Linked DNA regions of Homo sapiens: region 1 is linked to region 2. Evidence: read pairs that join two places in POLR2A ChIA-PET (ENCODE). Cell type or tissue: PC-9. All regions are shown on one strand. Links, peaks and the distances in the headings refer to the core of each region. The heading gives the core; the rest is flanking DNA. Region 1 has its middle 2.3 kb from the start of MIR4442. Region 2 overlaps UBE2E1 (ubiquitin conjugating enzyme E2 E1).

What was found. Peaks named below come from ENCODE experiments on the same cell type or tissue, not always from the same donor. Only the 100,000 strongest peaks of a DNase experiment are listed, where the experiment ranks them.
Region 1: POLR2A ChIA-PET joins it to region 2 with 9 read pairs; 1 of 35 experiments calls an interaction of 5 or more read pairs at or near these places.

Annotation. Positions count from the first base shown.
Region 1 is chr3:25,665,785-25,668,703 of GRCh38, reverse strand. No RefSeq gene overlaps it. Among named protein-coding and RNA genes, the nearest start is that of MIR4442, 2.3 kb to the right of the region's middle. In PC-9, for the core only: no CTCF peak of the experiment used is centred there; no DNase peak of the experiment used is centred there; H3K4me3 peaks cover 16 bases.
Region 2 is chr3:23,883,486-23,886,336 of GRCh38, reverse strand. All of the region lies in intron 3 of UBE2E1 (ubiquitin conjugating enzyme E2 E1), which reads right to left. Among named protein-coding and RNA genes, the nearest start is that of NKIRAS1, 32 kb to the left of the region's middle. In PC-9, for the core only: no CTCF peak of the experiment used is centred there; a DNase peak (open chromatin) is centred at 956; H3K27ac peaks cover 2,500 bases.

The DNA.
Region 1 (2,919 bases), core at 349-2,848, 1.8 Mb before region 2:
ATACTGAAAACCAAAAAGTCACATTGATAGTAACTTTTCTTCCTTGAGCTCACTTCTAAAGAACTATAACAAACTAAATTACATTTAAACATACAATAGTCATTAACTAGGCAATCACTTACTGAGTCTACCATAGGCCAGACATTAAAAATTTTTCTTAGTCCAGCAACCTTGTATATCGTAAGGATCCACAAAATTAATGCAATGAGAAGGGAGAGGTGAAATTATAGACATTGAATTTTGAATTCAAATGTTAGCTTCTTTAAATGCTCCCGAGGTTAAAGATTTGTCCTCCTCCTCCCAACTGAATCTCAGTGTTGGAATGATACACAACATTTAAATGGAAACTATTGAAACTTTGGCAGATACCTAGAAGTATGGTTTTGAGTTGCTATTTTCTTGGATAATTTACTTACTGATTAAATTACCTACTGTGTATAAAGTGTGATGATAGGTGTGGCTCATCAGGTAAATTGTTTATTTTTTATGTATATATATATTTTTGAGATGGAGTCTTGCTCTGTTGCCCGGGTTGGAGTGCAGTGGTGCAGTCTTGGTGCACTGCAACCTCCGCCTTCCGGGTTCAAGCGATTCTCCTGCCTCAGCCTCCCGAGTAGCTGGGATTACAGGCACATGCCCAGCTAATTTTTGTATTTTTAGTAGAGATGCGGTTTTGCCATCTTGGCAAGGCTAGTCTTGAACTCCTGACCTCAGGTGATCTGCCTGCCTTGGTCTCCCAAAGCGAGGTAAATTGTTTATTAAACAGCAAATGAATAAATATAAAATTGCTTTTCAATTAAATGATTAGCTTGAAACTATAATTCAAGGGTGAACTTAAGGCAGAAAATGCGTCTTCATCACCTTTTTAAATTCCCAGGTCCTGAGTACCTAACACAGTAGGCATTTAATTTTTTTTTCATTGCTACAATAAGGAAATATAAGATCTAAAAATAGAAATTCTGAAGTAGTTAGGATAAGCTCCTATGGAAGCTACTCAGAAATCTTGATTAAATAAAGACCTTTATACAGTTTATAGAAATGACTAATTTCTAGTTTTTCCTTTTGGTCAGTGCTTGCTGTGGGGTAGAAATTAAGTCATTATATGTAATATATACATACAAAGTAGTATCTAAAACTAGACAAACCTGATATAGAAGCTTTTTTTTTTTTTTTTTTGAGATGGAGTCTCGCTCTGTCGCTAAGGCTAGAGTGCAGTGGTGCGATCTCGGCTCACTGCAACCTCTGCCTCCCAGGTTCAAGTGATTCTCCTATGTCTGCCTCCCCAGTAGCTGGAATTATAGGCACAGGTCACCACGCCTGGCTAATTTTTGTATTTTTAGTAGAGAAGGGGTTTCATGATGTTCGTCAGGCTGGTCTTGAACTCCTGACCTCAGGTGATCCACCCCTAATTGAAAATTACTTCACATTACCCCAGAAGAGAAAGCTATGCTCAAGTTGCGTACAATCAATTTTATCATAAAGATATGCTAAGTCTGCTGCACAGTTAAAAAGGACAATTCTTTAGAAGCTGAGATACTTTTAATCTAGATTCCGTCTTCCACTCATCACAAATCTCTGCTTTAAAAATGTTGATTTTCATGTATATTCAGCAATTCTTATTTGCAATTCTTCTGGGTAAGTCAGTATTTTCTTAAAACTAGTAACACTTATTAAAAGGCTTTTTCATACTGAGAAGACAAAAGGACTCAATGCCTCACATATGAGGCAAGTGAAAAGAACATTATTTTTATTAATCTATTTGAGTTTTGAATATATTGTTTTATTCATTTCAAAATCTGAACCTAGGCTGGGTGCGGTGGCTCATGCCTGTAATCCCAGCATTTTGGGAGGCCAAGATGGGCGGCTCACTTGAGGTCAGGAGTTCGAGACCAGGGTGGCCAACATGGTGAAAACCCCGTCTCTAGTAAAAGTAAAAAAAATTAGCCAGGCATGGTGGCCGGTGCCTGTAATCCCAGCTACCTGGGAGGCTGAGGCAGGAGAATTGCTTGAACCTGGGAGGTGGAGGGTGCAGTGAGCCGAGATCATGCCACTGTACTCCAGCCTGGGTGACAGAGCAAGACTCTGTCTCTAAAAACAACAACAAAAACGGAAGATAAAGAGCTTTGACAACTTAAGTTTAAAAAAGGAGACAGCTATGTATTTTATAGCTTAGCTTCTACCTAGTACATCTTCATAAAAAAAACTCATTGCCTTTAAAATTACCCCTTTTCAAACAAAATACATGTGTACTTGGAGATGCAAACTCACAGTAAGAACACAAGATCATTTTAACAAGCACTAAACTGAGGCTCAGGGAAGTTAAATAACAAGGCTATGGATACTTGGTCAGGTTCAGAAAAGTTTGCACCCCAAGTTCAAGGTAAAGAAAGGCTTCACTGTTCTGAAGTCCCTAGTATGGCAAAGTTACATGGCCATCAGAGAGCTAATTAAAAAAACTATGTTTAAATTATTTCCATGTTTCAGAGTTCTCCACCTCTAGACTCAGAATGCAGTTTAAAGATGTGACCTGAGACATTTTTGTTTTCCCTTGAGAGGAAATGCACAGTTGGAAGTTCACAAAAACACCTCTTCAAAAAACAGTAATACTGTTTTCATCTTTATAAAAAGCTTTCATCACAACTCTTTGGTGGCACTTCATGCCTTCAAGTACTCATTTTGGTGATCGTTGGCTCCCTTTTAGTCTGTCTCACAAGCCAGGTTATAAATGGTTTGAAATCAGGGGCCTTGTTTTTACTTTGAACCCATCGCAGAGCCTGGCACAGCGTGGCAGAGTGTGCGCCCAATAAATACTTGAGTGGAATTACACTGAAAAACAGGAAGAAGTAAAGCCATCTTCCATCTGCCAAAGACTGTGATGTTGCTGTATTGGTAATTTTCATTCTTAGAAAGCTTTAATGT
Region 2 (2,851 bases), core at 1-2,500:
AAACTGTAGAGCAACACACCCATGGGTATCTCTCATTAAACGGCAGTGATCACCATTATTATTAATTCTTTAATATCTCTTTGTGATGGGTATTACCAAAAACTATTAAAAACTTGTTTTATTTTTTATTTTTGAAACAGAGTCTTGATCTGCTACCCAGGCTGGAATGCAGTGAGTGGCATGATCTCGGGTCACTGTAGCCTTGACTTCTAGGCTCAAGTGATCCTCCCACCTTAGCCACCTGAGTAGCCGAGACTACAGGCATGCACCACCATACCTGGCTAATGTTTTCTATTTAATTTGTGTAGATGGGGGTCTCTCTATGTTGCCCAGGCTGGTCTTGAACTCCTGGGCTCAAGCAATCCTCCTACCTCAGCCTCCCAGAGTGCTGGGATTATAAGTGTAAGCCACCAAAAAGTTTGTTTTAGATACAGAGAGAGTTTTTTTGTTTGTTTTGTTTTTTTTGTTTGTTTTTTAAGGCGGAGTTTTGCTCTTGTTGCCCAGGCTGGAGTGCAATGGCACGATCTCGGCTCAATGCAACCTCCGCCTCCCGGGTTCAAGCGATTCTCTTGCCTCAGCCTCCTGAGTAACTGGGACTACAGGCATGCGCCATTATGCCTGGCTAATTTTGTATTTTTAGTATAGATGGGGTTTCACCATGTTGGTCAGGCTGGTCTTGAACTCCCGACCTCAGGTGATCCGCCCGCCTCGGCCTCCCAGAGTGCTGGGATTATAGGTGTGAGCCATCGCACCCGGCCAGAGATTTTTTAAACATTGTCTACACCATGAAGTCATACTTTGTGTTTAAAAAAGATGACTTCATAGTTTTACACGATATCTGATGGCAATTTTCACAAGGTGGAATGTAGGGAGAGCTCTTAATCAGCCCTCTCCCTCTGGAAACAGGCAGAAACTTCTCCAGTGAAATGATATTACCATTATTGCTTCATTTCCTGAGGTTAGAACCGGTTCTTGGTCATCATAAGTTTGCCTACCTGCCTACATGTTTGCATCCCCTCGAAACTTTTATGTTGAAATCCTAATCCTCAATGTGACGGTATTAGGAGGTGGAGCCTTTGAAGGTACTGGGTTAGGGGGTAGAAATCCTCATGAAAAGGATTAGTGTTCTTAAAGAGAACCTCAAAAGCTCTCTAACTTTTCTCTACCATATGAGGATACAGCAAGAAGACAGTTGTCTGGAAACCAAGAAACGCATCCTCACCAGACCTGAAGCTGCCAGCACCTTGATCTCATATTTCTAGCCTCCAGAACTGTGAGAAATAAACTTCTGTTGTTTATAAGCCATCCAATTCATGGTACTTTGTTATAGCAAACTGAAGAAAGTCTAGAGACACTGGCTGATACAGCTATGACACCTGGAGTGCAGTTAATGAAAAGTGGACTATATATGAAAATAACACTAATACAGGGGTTGCAGATAAAGGGGAATGCTCTTTTATCTAGTTTATGGTAAACACTTAAAGGCAAAAGGCTACTCTAAAATCTTTTTACAGATGAGGAACCAAGGCCAAGAGTTCATTCACAGAAGCCAGGCTCTCTAAAATCCAGTACTGACAATATTCCAAGCTGCCTCCTAGAGGCAGGAGTCGTACTGTTCATGTTCAACTTGGTAGTGCTAAGAAACCAACCTAGAAAAAAACAAAAGTGAGGGCAGTCTAGGCCCTAGAGGTGACATGTTGGCATGGGCCCAATTCTGCTGGTCCTTTAGTATACAAAAAAAATAAAGGTTTACCAGTATGTCACTACATGCAGATTTATGGATTGTACAGAAAATTGGTGATTCCCAAATTTCACTGTGCATCAAAATAATCGATGGAACTTTAAAGACTAAAGATTTCTAGACCCCACCCCAGGCCCGATGATTGAGAATATCTAGAGGGGACCCAAGAATCCATATATTTAAGTGCCCCACCCACAACAATGACCTTTAAGCAGGTAGTTTGCATTTGGGAACCACTGCTACAGGTTACTAGTGGGACAACCAGTTAGGAGCATAAGTTTGAACATTTTACAGTTTGTCACCTGTGATAGCTTATCACCTGTGATATAACCAGAAATCCAATTAAGATTGCTATCTCTCTAATCTGTTTGCAATTTAGGTGTTAATTTTTTTGAAAGTTCAGAAAAAAGTAGACAAAACAGAAAAGAAATCAAGTACAACTACATAATGACAAAAAACGTATTACACTTGTATTAAACTTCAAAACTGGAGAATAAAGGTGCAATATAACATGAAAATAATTAAATGCTAAGTGAAATAATATCAAATGTAGTTGACCCTGAAGAAAATGCAGTAGTGAGGGATCCCTAACCTGTGGGCCCTCAGGAATTACTGTGAATGGTCTTGAGAATCCACTGGAAAAGACCAAGCATTGTTACCTGAATATCAAACTTTTTTTTTTTTTTTTTTTGAGATCTGTCACCCAGGTTGGAGTGCAGTGGCATGATCTCAGCTCACTGCAACCTCCCCCTCGTGGGTTCAAGCGATTCTCTTGCCTCAGCCTCTGGAGCAGCTGGGACTACAGGTGTGCGCCGCCATGCCCAGCTAATTTTTGTATTTTTAGTAGAGCTGGGGTTTCACCATATTGGCTAGACCGGTCTCAAACTCCTGACCTTGTGATCCGACTGCCTCAGCCTGCCAAAGTGCTGGGATTACAGGTGTGAGCCACCATGCTCAGCCCTGAATATCAAGTTTTAGATAGTCACTTAAAGCTGCTATTGGATGAATTCAGGTAGCTTTTTATCATGTGTACTTTCTTAATCAGAGAATAAAACAGAAAAATTCTGATGCAGGGGCGTACAATTTTATTTGTTTCCTAAGTTCTCATTG